Linked DNA regions of Homo sapiens: all the other regions are linked to region 4. Evidence: read pairs that join two places in POLR2A ChIA-PET (ENCODE). Cell type or tissue: MCF 10A. All regions are shown on one strand. Region 1 overlaps PPP1R14C (protein phosphatase 1 regulatory inhibitor subunit 14C). Region 2 overlaps PPP1R14C (protein phosphatase 1 regulatory inhibitor subunit 14C). Region 3 holds the start of LOC124901527 (small nucleolar RNA U13). Region 4 has its middle 110 kb from the start of IYD.

Region 1 (5,000 bases), 99 kb before region 4:
ATCCTGCACTGGGCATGATGTCTTGTGTGAGTGGCTTGGGTAGGGACTAGAACGTAAGGATTAGATTAATAACTTTTTTTTTTAAATCATCTTTTCCTCCTCTGAAACCTCTCCTTAACTATTGGCTTTCAAGTTAAGTTTGGAATCTGACAGCACAGACACTCACAGCCACCATAGCTGCTTTTTCTTTGCATTTAATTGGGTTAACTTTTAAGAAATGGCATGTTTGACTTAAGATTTTTAGGCATATAACCTATAATATTGGCTTTGGGGGGTGCTTTTCTGTTCTTATTATTTGTCCTTTATCTTGGCACCTCATAATTAACTAATGGTGGTATTTATTTTAACTTGAGGGAGGTTCATTTTGAGATATGAAATGAGCATCTGAGAGGGAAAATCACAGCAGCTTTCAGAAGTGAAATTTAACAAGGTGAAATGTACAAATTAGCTTGAATAAGAGCATGACTGAATCTATACTAAGCAAATTACTTTCTGTTGGGGAGTTTATTCCTGGAATGTCTCTTTATAGTTAGTTTTAGGACTAATAGGATGGGATAACAAGAAAAACTTAAGATTTTTTATGGACAGTTCTGGCAGGAAGTGAAAAGCAGAACTTATTCTTTGTAATATTTATTTATTTGGTATAATGATAGAATCATAAAGCACCATCAGATAATCCCATTTGACCCACATAAATACTCAGTGATATAAGTAGCTACTCCATTTTAAAATGAGAAAACGGGGAGGCTCCAAGAGTCTTAGTAACATGCTCAAGTTTAAACTGCCAGTAACAAGAGGAAGACTTGCTTCCTGGAAACTGTGAACATCAGTTGCACCATTTCCCCCCAGATACCTTCCATGTATTCTAGCATGTTTGGCCAATACACTGAGCAAATCTTTTTTGTTTGATTTACTTGATACATTTTCAAATATGCTTCATCTTAGTTGAACAGTTTACAGGATTCTGTTATTTCTCAAGTGAACCATTTACAGGAGTCAGCCATTTCTTAAGAAAAATGCAAATCCTGGCTGGGCACGGTGGCTCACACCTGTAATCCCAGCACTTTGGGAGGCTGAGGCGGGTGGATCACTTGAGGTCAGGAGTTTGAGACCAGCCTGAACAACATGGTAAGACCCCGTCTCTATTTAAAATACAAAAATTAGCCAGGTGTGATGGTGGGCACCTGTAATCCCAGCTACTCAGGAGGCTGAGGCAAGAGAATCGCTTGAACCTGGGAGGCAGAGACCGTAGTGAGCCAAGATCGCACCATTGCACTCCAGCCTGGGTGACAGAGTGAGACTCTGTCTCAAAAAAAAAAAAAAAAAAAAAAAAAAAAGAAAGAAAGAAAAAGAAAAATTCAAATCCATTATCTCTGAAGTAGACACCCCAGTGAGTGAGCTACTTCTTTCTTTCTTTGCCAGGTTTGCATGAGCCGTTGGTCATGGAGTCCTTGCACTCTTGGTCTATCTATTTAGATGGAATTGACTCCATGCTCAATCTCTTTTGAGGTTAAAAGTTAGAAACTCACTTTAAATAAGGCAAGGGATACAGAGTATATATTTTATCTTACATATTTGAAAGCAGCAGATATTATCATTGACATGGTAGAAGTAATGCTTTTTCTAAATACAATGTAAAAAACTATTAATTACTTGGTTTGCTTATGCTAAATGATGTTTTCACTCAAGTCCTTAGCTACTGCCGCCAATCATCTGTTAATATTTTTCTCTTATATTTGTATGTCAATAGCGCACACATTGGTAAAGCCATTTCATTCATTTCTGCTAATGTTAATGGAATTAAATCTGTTTCAAGCCAGGTAGGTGAGGTGTTGAGTTTTCAGATTGGCAGAGATAGCTTTTCTGTTTGGTTCTTATGAGCTAATACTCTACATAACAATTCAAATTAGTCAACTGGTTTTTCTCATGTTTGTGTTGGGGTGTGGCAGCTCTCTGACAAGTCAAAAGAAAATGAGTAATTGATTTGGTGCTAAAACATGATTATGCTTGCTATAATGAAAGCACCCTAGAAATATTAAAACTAAAAAACAACACGTACTATCTCTGTTAGACAAGTGCCTTTTGTTATGTTAAGATATTCCATTTCTTCTTCATGCGAGATGGTTCAGCATTTACTAATCTTATACCAGAAGCAGTTTACATGGAGAGATATTTAGATAATGAAAACTTGTCTGTACTTAGGTAAATGGAAAGGTTGTCACCTGAACTAGCCAGAGACTCCAAAGCATTTAGCTGCCAGTCATGCCTTAAACCTTGGGAACATCCCATGTTAGACTTAGATTAAGAACCCTTTTGGGGTTTCAAAGAGGTGACGGGCTGCATTCAATGGTGAATGATCCCAAGGTTGAGTTAACTCATCACTCTGAAGAAGAACAAAATGAGGAATTTACTTAGTTAACTACTGACACCTTACTATAAACTCTGAAGGAAGGCAAAGAATGAGATACAGATAATGTATAAAATATTTAGTAAAATGAAATTCTCATGTCAGCTGTTAAAACCACAACTCCGAGGATGTGAGAGAGTGTGGTCTATACAGGAGGGGTGGAGTGGGTGTGGACCTCAGCCTTCTGCTCTAGGAATCCATGCTTGTGAATGTCTTCCTAACTCTAGCCCCACTTTACAAAATCAAAACAAACAGAAAAGTTTCTAAGTATGGCTTCTTACTGGTGGTGGGAAACAGTTTGTCTCATTATCTCATTTCAGAGATGCCTACTGGTTATACTCACAGGTTCTTTTCACATCCTTTATGCCCTGATTGAGAGGATGTCTTAGTCCATTTTGTGTTGCTGTAGCAGAATACCTGAGACTGGGTGATTTATCAAGAAAGAGCCTTATTTGGCTCATGATTCTGGAGGCTGGGGAGTCCCAGAAGCATGGCACTGCATCCGTTGGCTTCTGGGCTTCTAGGGAGAATCTCATGCCATGTCATAACATGATGGAAGGTCAAAGGGGAAGTGGACACAGGTGAAGGGTCAAAACAGACCCTGCCCTGGAGGGAACTAACCTGTCACCTCCAGAATGAATCCAGTCTCACAAGAGCAAGAACTCACTCACTGTAGTGAGAACTGCACCAAGACACCTAGGCCCAGAGGGCGGAGTCTCTGTGACCCAAGCTCTTCCCATTAAGTTCCACCTCTTAAAGTTTCCACCTCCCAACATTGCTGCACTGGGAATTAAGGTTCCAACGTGCGTTTCGATGGGGACACTCAAACCATAGCAGAGACATTGCCTTCTAAGATAGACCCTCCCACCTTCCTGGGCTGGGGGAGCTGGCTTGGTCTATCTAGAAGGATGAGCAGGCTGCCCACTACCTACCTTTATTAAGAGTGATTTCAGTCATCATACTTGGCTAACTTTAATTTCCACTTTTAAATTATCTAATCCTTTCAGAGAAATTTTGGGGATTAATAAATATGAAAAACCATCTCCCCAAAAGCTCAGAATATTTATGAAAGTATTATTAGCAACATCTACTATGCTTTTGCTATAACTAATTCTGCCTTGTTAATCTAGTATTCAAATTAAAGGTTGTTCTTTGACCCAATGGGGGGCAGAGGCTTATGAGATTTTTTTTTATTATGGAATAATTTTGGTGGAGTTTCTACCTTGATTGCAAATTTGGTGACACAGCAGGTTTTATGACTATAGAATAATTTAATCAACACTCCAGAATCTAATCAACACTCCAGAATGGAAAATCTTGTTGGGTTGCTTCAAGAGAATTACCTTTCTGCAATGGGAGCTCTATCACATTTGAGTTAAGTGATAATAGATAACATGTATTCTAGGTAAAACTCTTTTTTCATAGGGTATCTTTTATATGTACCTAGAAAAGAGATTTGGATGATACATGATAACTATCAGTAGTGCTTTTTAGTATCATTATGGGTAATTTATTTTGTTTATCTGTTTTGTGCAATGCACATGTATTTCTCCTATAAGAGAATAACTTCAAAGTTGTTTTTTAGAAGGGGTGGGCATGAGTATCCCACTGTTTTATTGTCATGGGTAAGAAAGGGGCACAAGCCCTCTCCTGCCACAGGGCTTTACAATGTTTGGAATAGCTCAATTGGTGTTTTTTCCATCTTCTTTTTGAGGAAGATGGGCTTTAAATTTTTAAAAAATTATAAATAAGGAAAAAAAAGCCAGTAGATTTGTTCATATTAGCTTCTTTATATTTTCAGAGGAAGCAGCCATAACACTTTGGATAGAACACATGGCACTTTGGATAGAACACGTAACACTTTGGAAGACTCCTTTGGTGTCTTCATTTTTGGGGGGGCAGGAAAGACAGTCTCTGAGGATGAGGATGGTACCACTACCCACAGGACGGAAGGAAAGGTAAAAGGAAGATTGAATCACTCTTCAACTTCCTTCTGGAGCCCAGCCCTTTCCACCTGCTCAGGGGCTGACTTCTCCGGTATCATCAGCCATTCCTTTGTTTCAAGAGTCATGGACCGTATACTGAAGATCTGTGCAGTTTAGGATATGTAAATTATATCTCAGTAAAGTATTAGAACACAAATACACACAAAAGCCTTTCTGTCTTTCTCTTCCTCTCTTCAGCCAGATTTGACAGAGAGATTGTCTATATCCTTTGATCGCATTTTGTCAACTTCTGTGCCCCTCTTAGCCACTGCTGTGTGGCTTGTCCTTCTTTTCCACCCAGAAGGCTCATGACCTCCATGTTGCTAAATTCCAAGTGCCCATTCCAGTTTTTATCTTGTGTGCTCTCGGCTTTCTAAGCCACTCTATCAATTACCCAACCATCAGCCTTCCCAGCATCCGTCCATCCTTCTGTCAGCCAGTGCGCTGTCCTTCTGTCCCTCCTTCCAATATCCACCCACCAGTCCCTTCGTCTGTCTCTGCCAGGCATTCTTTTTTTTTTTTTTTAAACAAATAAGCTTTATGTTTTAGATGGTTTTAGATTTACAGAAAAATTGCGAAGACAGAACACTATTGCCATATACTCTGCA
Region 2 (5,000 bases), 53 kb before region 4:
CCTGTTCTCAGTCTGGGGAGTGCTCCTTTTCCACTGCTGAGCAGAGACTGGAGCAGGAGACACAGTGATGCGTCTCATGGCCCTGCCCCTGGCTCTCTTCCCTTTGGACACACCCCTAGGTGCAGCTGTGGCCTCCTCTGTAACAGGTCTGCAGAAGAGCAAGATTAGAAGCAGCCATATCCCCTACATTTGTAACAGGAGAGGCCCAGACCTCCAGCTGGGGGATTAACATGTTCTCCAGAAATGGCTAGTTACTCCCAAACTTGCTTCTTTCCTCCAAGTCTTCACTGAGAGCCTGAATCCATTCATATCTGCCTCACAAGGAGTGTGGTCCCCTGAGTGTGTGAAAGCTGTCGTCATCCTCTAAGTTTCCATGGAGTTTCCTGGGCTCCAGCTGGCTGTGGATACCAGGGCTTGAATGTGTTGGGTGCCTGGAGCCGCATGTCTGAAGGGCTCTGCTCTCCTCCCTTGCTGCTCCAAAAGTCACGGAAGTCAAAAGGGAGAAATCATTCCCCAGCCATGCTGCATCCTGAAAGGCACATAGCACAAGTTGTAGGGGCCATACATTTTGAGGTCAGATTGTCCAGGTTTGGAACTAAGGAAGCGATCGGCCCTATTGGGCAGGATACTCAGACATTCCATCTGTAAATAGAGATGATGATAATACTCACCTCAGGGAATTGTTTGTTATTTTATTTACAAAATGATTATCGGGGTCATGTGTCAGGCGCTATCCCAGGCACTGCTCTTGGTCCTCCAGTATGGGGAGGCAGACTGAGAAATGTGAATTGGAAGAGTGTGGAAAGTGCAGCGAAAGAGAGGTGCAGGGCATTCTAAGTTTCCAGGGCTGGGAGGTTGACCTCATCACAAGTCTGGCGAAGACATTTTGCTTTAGGAAGTGATGGCTGACACGAGATAACAAGAAGAGTGTCCTACACATGCACCCAGCACGTGCAAAGGCCCTGTGGAGGCCTGGCTGGGGAGTGTCCTGAGGGATCGGAGGAGACCAGCGGAGTTAGAGCTCAGGGAGTTGGGGTGAGGCATTGAATGGAGAGGAGGCCGGGAGCCCAGCAGGGGAAGCCTTCCAGGCAGAGGTAAGACTGTTGGTCCTAAGACTGGTAGGAAGCCACCCGTGAGTTCTAAGCTGGTGAATGACAGATCTGTGTTCTTAAAGTTGCTACTCTGGCTACAGAGTGGAAACTGGGATGGCGGAGGCATGAGGGTGAGTTTATGGAAGCCAGTTAAGAGGCTCCTGCTATAGCTTATGCAAAAGATGATTTAGCTTTCACTAGGGGGGCAGTGGAGGTGGTACAAAGTGCAGGTTCAGGAGACGGTAAGCCATAGAATTGACAGTTATGGTGATGGATTGGATGGTGGCGACAGGGAGAGGAGGGGTCAGGAGTGAAGTATTCCATGAACCGTCACATTGCCTGCATAAACATGCATTACAGGTAAACGATTATGGTAATAATTTACAAAGAAGCATGCCCTTTGCTCTGCTCATTTCACAAGGCAGCTCTGGTTAAATGACTTTTTATTTTGGACTGGCCTCATTCCCTAAGACCAAAGGCAGCTGAGCCTGTGTGCCCCGGGGGCCTGCCCTCTGACCCTGGTGTAGCCTTGCATCAAGCGTGAGCTCCTCTCTCGCCTCTCTGCTGTGTGGTGTGAGGAAGGTAGTGCAAGGAATGTTCTAGCAAGTTTCTCATCCTCATGCAGAACATCCCTGGTGGGTGCCCACCCCACAACAAGGCTTGCCAGCCTTGAGTCTCTGTTAATCTCTGTGTCCCTCCCCTGTACCCCCACTCTGTCACGCAGGCTGGGTCCCACGGAAGAGGCACTGCCTGGCTCCGGCTGGCTTTTCCCAGATCAAGCCCACACCTCCTTGCCTCAGGCTGTCCTGGTGTCTGGCTTTGCTTCTCCCTCTCTCATTGGCACCCTTGCTGTTCTTAGGTTTGTCCCTTTCTCATTGGCACCCTTGCCGTTCTTAGGTTTGGGGCAGGCCCGTGTCTTGTCAGCAGCAACCCTGGCTCCTCTCAACCAGGAGCTGGAGTCCCCATTGGGCAGAAGAAGCTTCGGCCGACTTTGCCGCTCCTTTGCCGCCGGGACAGCCCTGCAGGCTCTTCTCTGGGAGGGTCCCCATGGTGCCCTCCCACACAGCCTGGCCTGGTCTCAGGGCTGAAGCTGAGGACCTGGGTGTGCCTCAGTTGGCTGAAGGTCATTGTATGACTCACACCTGGACCTTTTGCCCAGCCCTCGGCTGTAAGAAGAACCAGCAGAGCCAGTCACAGGAAGGCCTGGCCCTCACCTTCCTGGGTTCAGCCACCACCAACACATTAGTCTTGGTCTTTTGTTTTGTTTTGTTTTAATTTAATCACTTAATTTTTTAAAAGCATTTTAGATTTACAGAAAAATTGAGCCAAAAACACAGAGAATTCTCATCTACCCCTTTCTTTCTCCTCCCTCCAGTCCGGTTGTCCTTTTTCTTAACATCTTGCATTAGTGTTGTATCTTGGTTACAATTGCTGAGACAATCTTGCTACATTATTATTAGCTAAAGCTCATCATTTCCATTCAGACTCACTCTTTGTGTTGTACATCCTGTGGGTTCTGGGGTTGTGTGTCATTTTCCTCTAATTGGGTTTTGGCAAATGTGTGATGATATAGATGCACCCTTATAAGATCACACAGGTTTTCTGGCCTGAAAATTGCCCTGTGCTCTGCCTTAGTCATCTCTCTTTCCTCATTGGCCCCTGGCAATCCCTGATGGTTTTACTATCTCCATATTTTAGTCTTTTCCAGAACGTCCTGTAGTTGGAATCATGCGTATGGCAACTTTCCATTTTGGCTTCATTCACTTATGGATCTGCATTTAAGGTCCTTCGTGTCTTTTCATGCTTGATGGCCCATATCAGCAATGGTCTTTTATACTCCAAGTGCAGTGTGTCTGCTCACCGGCTGGAGGCCTTGCGATGGGATTCACAATTTCCTCTCAGTGTCTTCCAAGCGGCTTTTCCGTATCATCTTCTCAGGCTTCTGTGCACCTGCCCGTACTGGACATATTTGGCCATTGCTGATCTAGGAGCCTTCCCGAGGCAGGAGGTGAAACGGTCTGGATTTCGTGTTCTGTGTTAGGAAATCTAACACTGCAGCAACCCCGAATGCCTCAGTCATGAGCAGTTGATAGTGCAGGGGAACCGTCTTCTCTCCAAGAATTGGCTAGAACGGGCTTCTGCCCACTGCTTTTATTCCATCATCGGGTAATTTGAGTGTTTCCAGTCTAAGAGAATTCTGCTTGGCCCTAAGCCTTTCCACTGCAAATCTGGATGTGGACCATCTTCTATCAGAGACAGCTCAGGCTCAATCCCTAAATTAATGGCAAGCAAGACGTAGACAGGTGTGACTTCTTAGAGACAGGCTGGACTGCTGCTGCTCTGTCCTTGGGTGGCGCCAGCCCTTCCTTTATTCTTTCCCAGTCTTCTTATCCATTGCCTGTAGCCCAGGACCAGTGCCAAGCCTGTAGCTTCCGCATGGTGTTCCTCTCCCTTCCGGGGATCTTCATGTAGGTGCTGCACGGAGAAAGAAGGGCCCTGAGAAGAGAGGCTGCTGTCGGCACAGGAGCCGTGAGGGTGGCGGCCGCCTGGCCACTGTGTCCAGTGCTTTCAAGGTGTTCTCAGTGTCCTCGTTTATGCCACGGCTTAGAAGATTGTCCTTGCCATCTTTAGCAACTGTCTCAGCCGTCACTTATTTTCACTCGTCTTACGAGGACCAACCTGCCGACTTTCTCGTCACGGGGGCATTGTTAACAACCAGCTGTGCGTGTTTAGTGTTCATAAGCAGAGCAAAGTGTGATTGTCTCCAGGAAGCTCTGCATCTGGGTTTTTTTGCTGACATTTTCTTTTCTTTTTTTCTCTTTGAATGCTGTGGTTTTGAACAAATCGGTAATGTGATAAGTCTTCACTTAACGATTTTCAGGCATCAGGAGTACACGATTCCCTGGAAGAGACATTTACATGGAATATTTATTTATTTGAAGAGGAATCGGATGTGCCCAGTCAACTTAGCACCCACTGAGGTCCTGTCACCATTTGTTGAGTTTGCACAACGTGCGTGGGCATGATTGTGCCCGATTTCTATCCAGCCCCGAGAATTAGCTAGCAGTCCCCATTTTACAGGTGTGGGAACTAAGGGTTAGGGGATGCGTTACCCTGCCCCAGCTCTCACGGGTTGTCAGAGGCAGAGATGAAACTGAAACCTGGGTCTGCTTCTCTCCAAACTCCATGCTCTGGGCACAACACCACTTGGCCCCTACCCAAGGGACCGACTCTGTGCTGAGAAGCAGGGCAGCCTGGGGCATACACGGGAAGTCGGAGGCTTCAGTCGCTTTCTTCCCATGCTGTGCTCTGTTCACCAGACTCCCTAGGGTCCTCCCATTGCAGGAGGAAGTGGCCTCTTGAGCCCTTTGAGATCAAGGCTGGGCATAGAACACAACCTCTGCTCCAACTCAGAGTCTTTTTTTTTTTTTTGTTAAACTGTGTCTGGAGCACTTTGATAATCTCTCCAGAGATAGTCATTTTTGCTAAAATGAATTGCTAAATGTAGGGGAGAGATTTGGGGGCACGAACTAAGCCTGCCCTGGGTGCCAGTGATACTGGCAACTTCCCTGGTGGGTGGGAAAGAGAAACCTGCCTGGTGGGTGGGTTCAGGACCTAGAAAAGACCTCCTCAGCCTAGTTCCTTGTTGCTTTGCCGCCGCCCCCAGGCAGTTCAGCCTGGGCTTAGTCAGTGTCTAGCAGCCTCACTGAACTTCTGGGACCAACAGCCCCTGGGTACTTCTCTTACCACCTGGTCTGCATCGTCAGTGGCTCACACACCCATCACACTGGCCTGCTGCTGCTGTTGCATAGGTGTGAGCTTGGTACTTGTGATCTTGCAAAGTGCTAAATGGCTCACCCAACTACAGTACCTGATGGAGCTCTTGAGATACCAGTTTGCTCTCTGAGG
Region 3 (5,000 bases), 91 kb before region 4:
GGACATCTTGGTTGCTTCAGTTTTTGATGATTATGAGAAAGCCTGGTATAAACACGTGTGGGTGGACTTTTGTTTGGATATAAATTTGAAATTAGTGAGGTCAAAATGCCACATGCACTTTTAGGTGCTAGGGACACAGGTGCTTAGGATACAACAGCGAAAGAGTCCCTGTGCTCTTAAAAACAAATGCAAATGAATAAATCAGAATGGCTTCAGCTCACGAGTAGTGCTAGGAAAAAAATAAAGCTAATAGGATAATGAGTGAGAGACTGTGGCCAGGTTAGTGGGGCCAGGAAGGGCTTCTTTGAGGAAGTTCATTGCATTTGTATCTGAGCCTGCATGATGAGAGATGGCACCAGCGGTGTGCAAAGCCCTGGGGGGACATACTGGGCTCAGTTAATGCAAACACCCTCTGGCAGGATGAATCTTGGCATGGCCAAGGGACTAGGAACAGAAAGTACTGTGAGGTAAAGACATGAATGAGAGTATTTTCTTAAAAACTTTTTATTGTAGGCCAGGCGCGGTGGCTCATACCTGTAATCCCAGCACTTTGGGAGGCCGAGGCAGGCGGATCACGAGGTCAGGAGATCGAGACCATCCTGGCTAACATGGTGAAACCCCGTTTCTACTAAAAGTACAAAAAATTAGCCGGGCATGGTGGCGGGCGCCTGTAGTCCCAGCTACTCGGGAGGCTGAGGCAGGAGAATGGCGTGAACCTGGGAGGCGGAGATTGCAGTGAGCGGAGATCGCACCACTGCACTCCAGCCTGGGCGACAGAGCAAGACTCCGTCTCAAAAACAACAACAACAACAAAAAACTTTTTATTGTAGTATAACATACAAAGTACACAAAACCCAAGTGTAAGTGCACAGTTGATGAATTTTGTCAAATTGAACCCACCCACCTTCCAGATCAGGAAATGGAATAGTGCCAGCACTGCAGGGGTCCCTCGTGTGTGCTTATCCCATTATCAGCCCCCTTCCCTCCCTCCAAGGTCATCTGATTAATTTTACCTTCTTAAAAGCTTTTATGTCTGTTTTTTTGTTGTTGTTGTTGTTCAACATTAGATGTGTGAGATACACCCACATTGTTGCATGTCATTTGAGGTTTGATCATTTCAGTTGCCACATAGTACTCCATGTGTGAATACACCACAGTTGTTTTTTTATCGATTCTACTTTTGATGGACATTTGGGAGGCCTTCAGTTTTGAGCTATTCTGAATTGAGCTCCCGAGAATATTATTGCGTATGTCTTTTGGTGAACCTATGTCTGCATTTCTGTTGGCTTATATACAGAGTGGCAAAATTGCTGGCTTATAGAGTACGTGTATATTCAGCATTGCTAGGTACTGTCAGATGATTTCTTAAGTAATTGCACCAATCTACATGCCCACTGCACTATATGAAAGTTCTGATTGTTTCCCATCCTTACCTACGCTTGTTATTTTCTGACTTTTTCATTTAGCCGTCTGTTATGTAATATAGTGGTGTTGCATTATGGTTCGAATTTACATTTACCTGATGGCTAGTCAAGTCCAGCCCCTTTTCATATGTTTACTGGCCTTTGGATATCCTCTTTGTGAAGTGCTTGTTCAATTCTTTTGCCCATTTCAAAGAGAAAAAACAACAACTTTGGGTTTGGGTTGTCTTTTATATATCCTGGACATTGATCTCTTACAGTCTAGATATGAGTCCTTTGTCAGAAATATGTGTCCCACTTGGTGAACTGCCTTTTTCACTCTCTGAATGGTGACTTTTGAGGCACAGAAGTTCTTAATCTTAATATTTTCCAATTTGTCAGCTTTTTCCTTTATATTTGGTACATTTTCAACCTATTTAAGAAAACTTTGTCTGCTACAAGGTCATGAAAATGTTTTTCTGTGTTACCTTTTTGATGCTTCATTATTTTACCTTTTATATATAGATCTGTAATCCATCTGAAATTCATTTTTATGTGTGGTATAATGTAGAGATTACGATTCATGATCCTTTTGTAGTTCATAGCATGATGATTGGGTGTTCACATGCATGTGTGAAATGTGCCAGCCTTGAACCTTGTTACAACATTGGCACATGACCCATCTGACCTGAATTTGGAACACCCAGTTGACCCAGCACCATTCATTTAAAGATCATCTTCCCTCACTACACTGTAGTTACAAATAAGGGGATACCGTAGATTGAATGTTTATATCCCCCTAAAATTTATATGTTGGAATCCTAAGCCCCAGTATTATACTATTGGGAGAGGGGCCTTTCGGAGGTGATTATGTCCTGAGGGTGGAGCACTCATGAATGGGATTAGTGCCCTTATAAAAGACACAAGAGAGCTCTCTTTCTCTGCACTCCATCATGGGAGGACACATTGAGAAGTTAGCCATCTGCAAACCAGGAAGCTGGCTCTCACCAGACATAGGATCTGTGTGGTACCTTGATGAACTTCCCAGCTTCCAGAATGGTGAGAAATATATTTCTGTTGTTTAAACCACCAGTCTGTGGTAGTCTGTTAAAGCAGCCCAAACTGACTAAGACAGGAGACCTTGTATGTTTGGCTCTATATAGATTCTAGTGAGTATGTTCTAATATTAGGTAGAGCCTTTCTGTCTTGCTCACTATACTCCATCTTCATTTCCTGGCAGTGGCCCCTGTGCTGTAAATATTCAATAAATATCAGCTGGTTGGTGGACAGGTCTGAACTTGCCTTTAGGCAAGAGTTTTAAAATATCTGGGCTCCCAGTCCAAGAAAAGATACTCAGATTTTGTGTTAGAGAAGACTTGACTTGCCTAGTTAATTACATTTCTTCTCTAGGCCCAAATATGTTTCTGGACCAGTTCTGCTGGCTAAAGTCCTTGGGGAAGGCTGGTTGACCTCAGGTTGTCCAGTTGGCAGTAATGAATCTATTTAACCATCCAGCCAGTCATGCAATAAATATCTTTTATGGGCCTACTATGTGGCAGGCATAAAGTAGAACTAAAATAATAGGATTATTTCCAGAGTTTCTATTTTTAATTTTAGAACATTTGTTGTTTCTTTCTTTACAAGTTAAACACTCAGTGCAAGGAGGGTAATTTTGAGAATTTTCCTCTATTTTGAGGGTAGCTTTATTGTTCTGTTATAGTTATTTAAAATTTTTGTGTGTGACAGCCTAGATAAACAGGCAACAGGCCTAAGAATTAGAGCTTTTATGTTGCTATCAGACTATTTTAAAACAAACAAAACCCTACAAAGAAAAAGAGATGAAAATAAATGTGAAGTGCAGTATTTCACACAGTGAATTCAGCGAGAAGTTAAGTACTTTTCTCATTTTCAAAATTTAGTGCCAGACCAAAGACCAAGTTTAGAAAAATAGAGGAATGCATTTTCAGGAGGTTGGTGTGGACTCTGGATGTGCCAGTCAGTGCCAGTACACCAGATCGCATTGTGAGTGGGCCACGTGCCATATACCATGTGTCACATGCCACATACCGCTCTTCTTCTTCTTTTTTTTTTTTTTGAGACGGAGTCTGAGTCTCCCTCTGTTGTCCAGGCTGGGGTGCAGTGGCGCTATCTCGGCTCACTGCAAGCTCCGCCTCCCGGATTCATGCCATTCTCCTGCCTCAGCCTCCTGAGTAGCTGGGATTACAGGCGCCCGCTACCACGCCCGGCTAATTTTTTGTATTTTTAGTAGAGATGGGGTTTCACCATGTTAGCCAGGATGGTCTCGATCTCCTGACCTCATGATCTACCCGCCTCGGCCTCCCAAAGTGCTGGGATTACAGGCCTGAGCCACCGCGCCCAGCCAAATGCTGCTCTTCTTGGTAACTGCCCTCTGGGGAACAAAAGAGCCCTAGAGGCTTCTCCCATGGTACCATCTTGCTTGGTGACACCAGGGGCTGGGGTTATGTCCCAGGGTCTCTTTGTTCCTCCTTTCCTCTGGGGATATGAACAAAGAGGGGCAGGGGACAAGCAGATCCCCAAACTGGGGCCAGCTCCAGGCGGTAGCTGTTGGAAAATGGGGCTGCCTCCGCCAGCACTTATTGTCCACCACTGCCCATGTCTGGTGGCTGCAGTTTGAGCTGCTCTGAAGCCTTTTGAGGCCACTGGGAGAGGCAGCCTCCTAGCAGGCCTGCCTCAGGAGGAGGAAGCAGATTGCTAAGGGAACAGGGTGGCTGGTGCTTGTGAATGTTACTTCCGTGATGGGACTGTGATTCTCGTTCTTATTTAGTTAATATCATGTCCAATTTCATTTTCAGCTTGTCTCAGGTGAATATTTTATATATTTAGTGAAACCTCACCAACCTTGAAGTCAGGAATTTTGTAACTCCAGTCATTTGGAACCGAGTGAAGGAACCTAAAGGAAAGCAGAAAGAGGCCAGGCGCGGTGGCTCACGTCTGTAATCCTAGCACTTTGGGAGGCCAAGGCGGGTGAATCCCTTGAGGTTAGAAGTTCAAAAACAGCCTGGCCAACATGGTGAAACCTCATCTCTACTAAAAATACAAACATTAGGCCGGGCGCGGTGGCTCACGCCTGTAATCCCAGCACTTTGGGAGGCCGAGGCGGGCGGATCACTTGAGGTCAGGAGTTTGAGACCAGCCTGGCCAACATGGCAAACCCCATCTCTACTAAAAATACAAAAAAATTAGCTGGGCATGGTGGCACACACCTGTAATCCCAGCTACTCAGGAGGCTGAGGCAGGAGAATTGCTTGAACCCAGGAGGCAGAGGTTGAGGTGAGCCGAGATCGCACCACTGCACTCCAGCCTGGGTGACAGAGCAAGACTCCGTCTCGGGGGGGAAAAAAACAAAAAGCAGAAAGAGTAGCTTTGAGACCCTAAAGAGATACGATATTTTGGGGTATGCTGGGGTATGTTCTTGATTTATTACAGAGGTCCTTGGGCTTCCATGTAGAGCTTCTGTGCTCTTACTTTAGCCACATTTCTAACAAGTTTGGTTTTCTGCTTTTTTAGTTCACTAGATTTAGAAGCAACAAACTAGGCTGCTAGGTATACGTTCTGGGA
Region 4 (5,000 bases):
TGTGTTTTCTTCATGCTCAGTCTCCTTGGTGGGGTGTAAATGAAACTAGCGGGGTGGGCTTCTTTGGGCTCACCTTGTTCCAGTGGATTCTAGGAGGTAATTAGTTCCAGCAAGCACAGGGGGTAAAGAAGAGTGCATTCTAAACATAGGCGCTGTATAGACTTAATTGTAATTCAGTGTTCAAGTTGTTAGGAGACATTTCTACATGGTTCTCATGTTTCTGCATGTCTTGTGAGTGAGACTGCCTTTGTTCCAGACCCTTTTTTCAAGAACGTTTATATGTATAGCAAACAGTCTTGGAAGTTAGAGATAGTGTCTCCATGCAGAGCAAAGCTGTCTATTATAAAAGATATGGGTTCCCTAAGTGTCGAGCCCCTTTCCTGGGATGCGACCCACTGCATGCACGGGCGTCATCTGTCCTTCTTTGCAACACCCTAGGAGAACTGGGGCTCGAGAAGTGCCACTACTCTAGCCACTGCTATTGCTGTAACTGTCCTTCCTCTCTGACTCAGGAATGTAGCATCTTCTACCAGCATCTATGAAACTGACAGGCTAATTTGTTAGCTTACAGTAATGTAAAACCTTAGACCCTATACAAGTCTTGACAATGGTCAGTTGTCTTGGTCTCTTTCAATAGGACTTGAATCATTTTTGTCATTAATAGACATTTTCTTATATTTAGACTCTGATTGATTAATCATTTTCAAATGCATAGGGTCGGAAGTTTCCTTTAAAGAGATTTCATGCCTGGAAGTGGTTGTTCTGTGGAAGGAATTTAATTTCACAAAAGCCACCTTTTCTTTTCCTCGTTGTTGGTAACGTGAAGCGAATGTTGCCTGGGGTGAAAAGACTCATGAAAGAGAGATGGAGAGATGGACTGTCCTGGGAGTTTACAGCAAAATTACCCAGTAGAGTGAGGCAGAGAAGACAAGCAAAGATTCTTGCCTCGAATCTTTCTGTTTAAAATATGTATCTACATAATATGAGTGGTGCATCATCACTGGCAATTTTGAAATTCCCCAGTTAATCTCTAGAAGCAGTTTTGTGAACTTACTTGCAGTATCACGGCCCACCCAGTGGTTACCAAAAATAGAAATTGAAGTCAGGGAATATCTGAGGCTACCAGATTGATTCTATTCAGGTCGCTAAATGATTCACATAAAGTGTAACCCAACACACCCTCCGGGTCACAAGATGCTTGAGGGTGAGTGATTTACTATTTGGTTTTCTGTTATTAGTAGCACAAAATTACTCCTTTGGTGTTGATTAGATTTTTAAAAGGGAACATTTCTAACTCAGACCTCCTTTCTGATAGCTCATGGATAAGGGACAAATAAGCTTATTTGTCTTTTCTTAAATATCCTTCTACAGCACTTAGGGTAGCACCTTGCTCTTTTTGGCTGTAATCTCAACATGGGGAATCAGTATGTGTAATCTATAGTGTTTCATCCTCACGGAATACCCCAGAGCCATAGAGAATCACCTCTTTCTGTAATTGGTAATGAGAGAATTAACCAAAACCTCTCAAACTGATTTAAAAAAAATGCATAGTTTTTTTTTCTCCTAATCTTATTTTCTATCTGAAACATCTGTGCTTATTTGAGAGCTGGGAAACTCGCTACTTAAATCTTTAATCTAGGATGTCTTAAAATTATAGTTCATGTGGACTTAGTGAGGTCCTCATAATCTCTGAAACTGTGTAGGAGATGGAACTTAGAAAGGAGAGACAGATTGAGGTGAGCCACACATAGAGCAACAGAGAGAGATGGTGATCCCAAGACAGGATGCTGGAATGAAGAGAGCCAGAGAGTAGCAGACAGGCATGAGCATGTGTGGGAGGGTCCATGCCACATTGGGGTCTCAAAGTGTCCATACCTCGAACAGGTGAAGAGCCAGGACCCAGAGCCTTGGAGCCCAGGCCCACAGGAGACTGCAGCCACCCAGGGAGCCAGGGCTCGGGTGTCCCAGGAATAGCCAGGGTCAAGCTCTGCCTCCCATCCTCAGGCTCAGCCTTCACCTTGATCGGATTTCCTGGTCTCCTTCATTCCCACATCATCCACTCTGCTGAATTCCTTCCATAGATGATCACTTCTCCCCAGGACACCGCCCCAGCAGCAAGTAACAGCCTGCCTGGCAGCGAGCCTTGCACGGGCCCATCCCCACCCGCTCACAGGCACACACTGGCTTGTTCAGGAGGTGGGTTCCAGCTCTCTTCTTCCTCCCTGCACTCCATGTTGGGTTGCTTCGCCTGTGGGTTCTCATGCTTACAAGCCCTTGGTGTAACTTTGCCTCCAACCCGTTCAGCATCACGTCAACTTCAATTGCCAATGCCCTAACCCACTCCCTTATGCTTCCATCATCTTGTTTAGGCTATCAGACAAACAAATTAAGACAGACATGTGAATACTGCCATGCAATACAGAGCAATGGATGGGAGGAAAGTCCATATTTTGTCGTCTTATCTCCAGGAAGAAATGAAGGCGGGAAGAGTAAGAATGATGCCCTGTTCCTTAACAAAACACTTTGTGCATTCTTTATTGTGTCATAGCTGTGCAAGGAAACAAAGCTATTGCATTTTATTTGGGCTGGAAATGTAAAATCTTTAAAATATAACTTTTAGAAGGAAGGCAGTTGCTCTTTTTCCTCGTGTCTTATCATGAGAGTCATTTGATCCAAGATACTGCTCCTTAACTTACGCTTTTTATTTGGAAGAAACACTAACGATACTTCTTAGGGATATTGTACAGAGAAAGTAGGTTGCACATTTAACCTTAGGAACAGAAACTGCTGTTGCTTAAGTACCGCTCACCCTTTCACCACCTGAGATGAAGAATGACTCAACCATATGATGAAACAGAGAAAGCCATGTTTCTAATGAGGCCAGAGCCTGAAGGCAGAAACCCTTCAAGAGCTGAATTTCCCATTTTGTTGCCAACAACAAATAAACTCAGTGTTCCTTCAATGACGATTAATCCGGCAAAAACCATGCAGAAATGAAGGAGCTTTAAAATGATCATCATTCATCAACCCAACCATCTCCCTTGGATACCCACTTCATTACTAAGAGAGTAATTATTTTTGTGTTGTCAGTTTTAGGGAAAAGCCCTTGAGGATTATTCATTGGTAATTGGAAAAATAAATGTTAATGTCTTCTGTGGATTAGGAAAGAATGTTTTATGACTAACTGTTTAGACGCTTCTGTTGCATTGCCTGAGTTTGGAAGCTTCATTGGTTTTCCAGCCAAGGCTTCATAAAAGCTTTCAAATTACCTGTAGCTGTCAGAGAGGAGTCTCCTCAAGGAGATGGATGAAGCTTGCCCACGATGCCGCATTCCAGGTTTTTGTAATAATGCTGTGGCAGCCCCATCTTTCTCCCGACTTTTATTTTATTTTATTTTATTTTCTTGAGATGGAGTCTCATTCTGTCACCCAGGCTGGAGTGCAAATGTGCAATCATGGCTCACTGCAACCTCTGCCTCCCAGGTTCAGGCAATCCTCCCACCTCAGCCTCCTGAGTAGCTGGGACTACAGGCGTGCACCACTATGCTGGCTAATTTTTCTATTTTTTGTAGAGACAGGGTTTCACCATGTTGCCCAGACTGGTCTCACTCTTGGACTCAGGCAATCCTGCCTGCCTTGGCCTCCCAAAGTGCTGGCCCCGACTCTTCTTAAATTGTGGTCCCAAGGCCAAGCTGTAGTGCCAGTGATTTTCCTCATTGAGGAAATGAGCTCAGGTTATTAGAAGTGATGAAGTCAGCAGGCCCCCACAGGATGAGGTTTTAGTAGCCACAGGGCTTGAGGTGCAGCCTCTGGGAACCCAATCTCTTGATCTACAAGGGTGGCTCTGGGGAATGTGAAAAAATTGGACAAAAATACTATCTAGCCCCAGCAGGAAGGATTAGGGTGGCCCTTGACAGTGTGGAGTGGTAAATACACCCATAAAAATATGTTGAAGAATGAGGGGCCGGGGTGGAATTGGCTTCCCTCTGTAATATATTGACAAAAGGGCCGGGTTTAGTTTTTCTCTGCAGAATGGTCCAAAGCAGTTGTGGCAAGAACAGGCCCAGGAAGAGCTGGAGTCTCCCTCTTACTATTAATTTTGGATGACCCCATGCAGCACCCATTCAGCCTGTCCAGCTCACATGACTACACACAGGTTTAATCAAGAATCTCTTCCCAGCCGGGGGCAGTGGTTTACGCCTATAGTCCCACACTTTGGGAGGCCGAGGTGGGCAGATTGCTTGAGCTCAGGAATTTGAGACCAGCCTGGGCAACATGGCAAGACCTCTTCTCTACAAAAAAAATATGAAATATTAAGCAGCATGGTGGTGTGTGTCTATAATCCCAGCTACCTGGGAGGCTGTGCTAGGAGGATCACTCAGCCCGGCGGTTGAGGCTGCAGTGAGCTGTGATCGCGCCACTGCACTCCAGCCTGCGTGAGAGAGTGAGAGCCTGTCAAAAAAAAAAAAAAAAAAAAAAAAAAGAAGAAGAAGAAAAGAAAGAGAAAGGAAAAGAAAAGAATCTGCAAGCTCAAACCGCAAGTAATGGGGCCATCAGCTACCTTTTATTGAGCGCTTACCGTGCCACGTACCGTGCACTTGAGTTTATTGTCCACAGAATCTTCATAGTTACACTTGCCTCAGGAGGGGATTGTCTTTCCCATTATATAGATAAGGAAACTGAGGCTTGGAGAGAGTAAGTACTGTAAGGTCATACATTCAGTAGATGATAAAGCTTCTATTTCAAGGCCAGTGATCTGATTACAAAGCCAATTCTGCTAAACTGTGTATAGCTAGTGCTTATACATGGAACTTAGACTCCAAGTTAGACTGTTACCTGGGATAGGGAGGCATGGGTGATCATGTCTTTTGCCTCTTATTTTATCTTGTATATTGTATTAGTCTGTTTTCATGCTGCTGAGAAAGACATACCTGAGACCAGGTAATTTATACAGAAAAAGGGTTTAATGGACTTACAGTTCCACATGGCTGGAGAAGCCTC

The links. ChIA-PET counts read pairs that join two places held together with the same protein. Peaks named below come from ENCODE experiments on the same cell type or tissue, not always from the same donor. Only the 100,000 strongest peaks of a DNase experiment are listed, where the experiment ranks them.
Region 1: POLR2A ChIA-PET joins it to region 4 with 19 read pairs; 2 of 35 experiments call an interaction of 5 or more read pairs at or near these places.
Region 2: POLR2A ChIA-PET joins it to region 4 with 11 read pairs; 4 of 35 experiments call an interaction of 5 or more read pairs at or near these places.
Region 3: POLR2A ChIA-PET joins it to region 4 with 15 read pairs; 3 of 35 experiments call an interaction of 5 or more read pairs at or near these places.

Annotation. Positions count from the first base shown.
Region 1 is chr6:150,154,716-150,159,715 of GRCh38, forward strand. All of the region lies in intron 1 of PPP1R14C (protein phosphatase 1 regulatory inhibitor subunit 14C), which reads left to right. Among named protein-coding and RNA genes, the nearest start is that of PPP1R14C, 14 kb to the left of the region's middle. In MCF 10A, no CTCF peak of the experiment used is centred here; no DNase peak of the experiment used is centred here.
Region 2 is chr6:150,200,488-150,205,487 of GRCh38, forward strand. The region is part of intron 1 of PPP1R14C (protein phosphatase 1 regulatory inhibitor subunit 14C); the gene reads left to right. Among named protein-coding and RNA genes, the nearest start is that of PPP1R14C, 60 kb to the left of the region's middle. In MCF 10A, no CTCF peak of the experiment used is centred here; a DNase peak (open chromatin) is centred at 2,234.
Region 3 is chr6:150,162,598-150,167,597 of GRCh38, forward strand. The region is part of intron 1 of PPP1R14C (protein phosphatase 1 regulatory inhibitor subunit 14C); the gene reads left to right. LOC124901527 (small nucleolar RNA U13) reads left to right here and starts at 1,987; the gene lies at 1,987-2,089. In MCF 10A, no CTCF peak of the experiment used is centred here; no DNase peak of the experiment used is centred here.
Region 4 is chr6:150,253,897-150,258,896 of GRCh38, forward strand. No RefSeq gene overlaps it. Among named protein-coding and RNA genes, the nearest start is that of IYD, 110 kb to the right of the region's middle. In MCF 10A, no CTCF peak of the experiment used is centred here; DNase peaks (open chromatin) are centred at 2,125 and 2,915.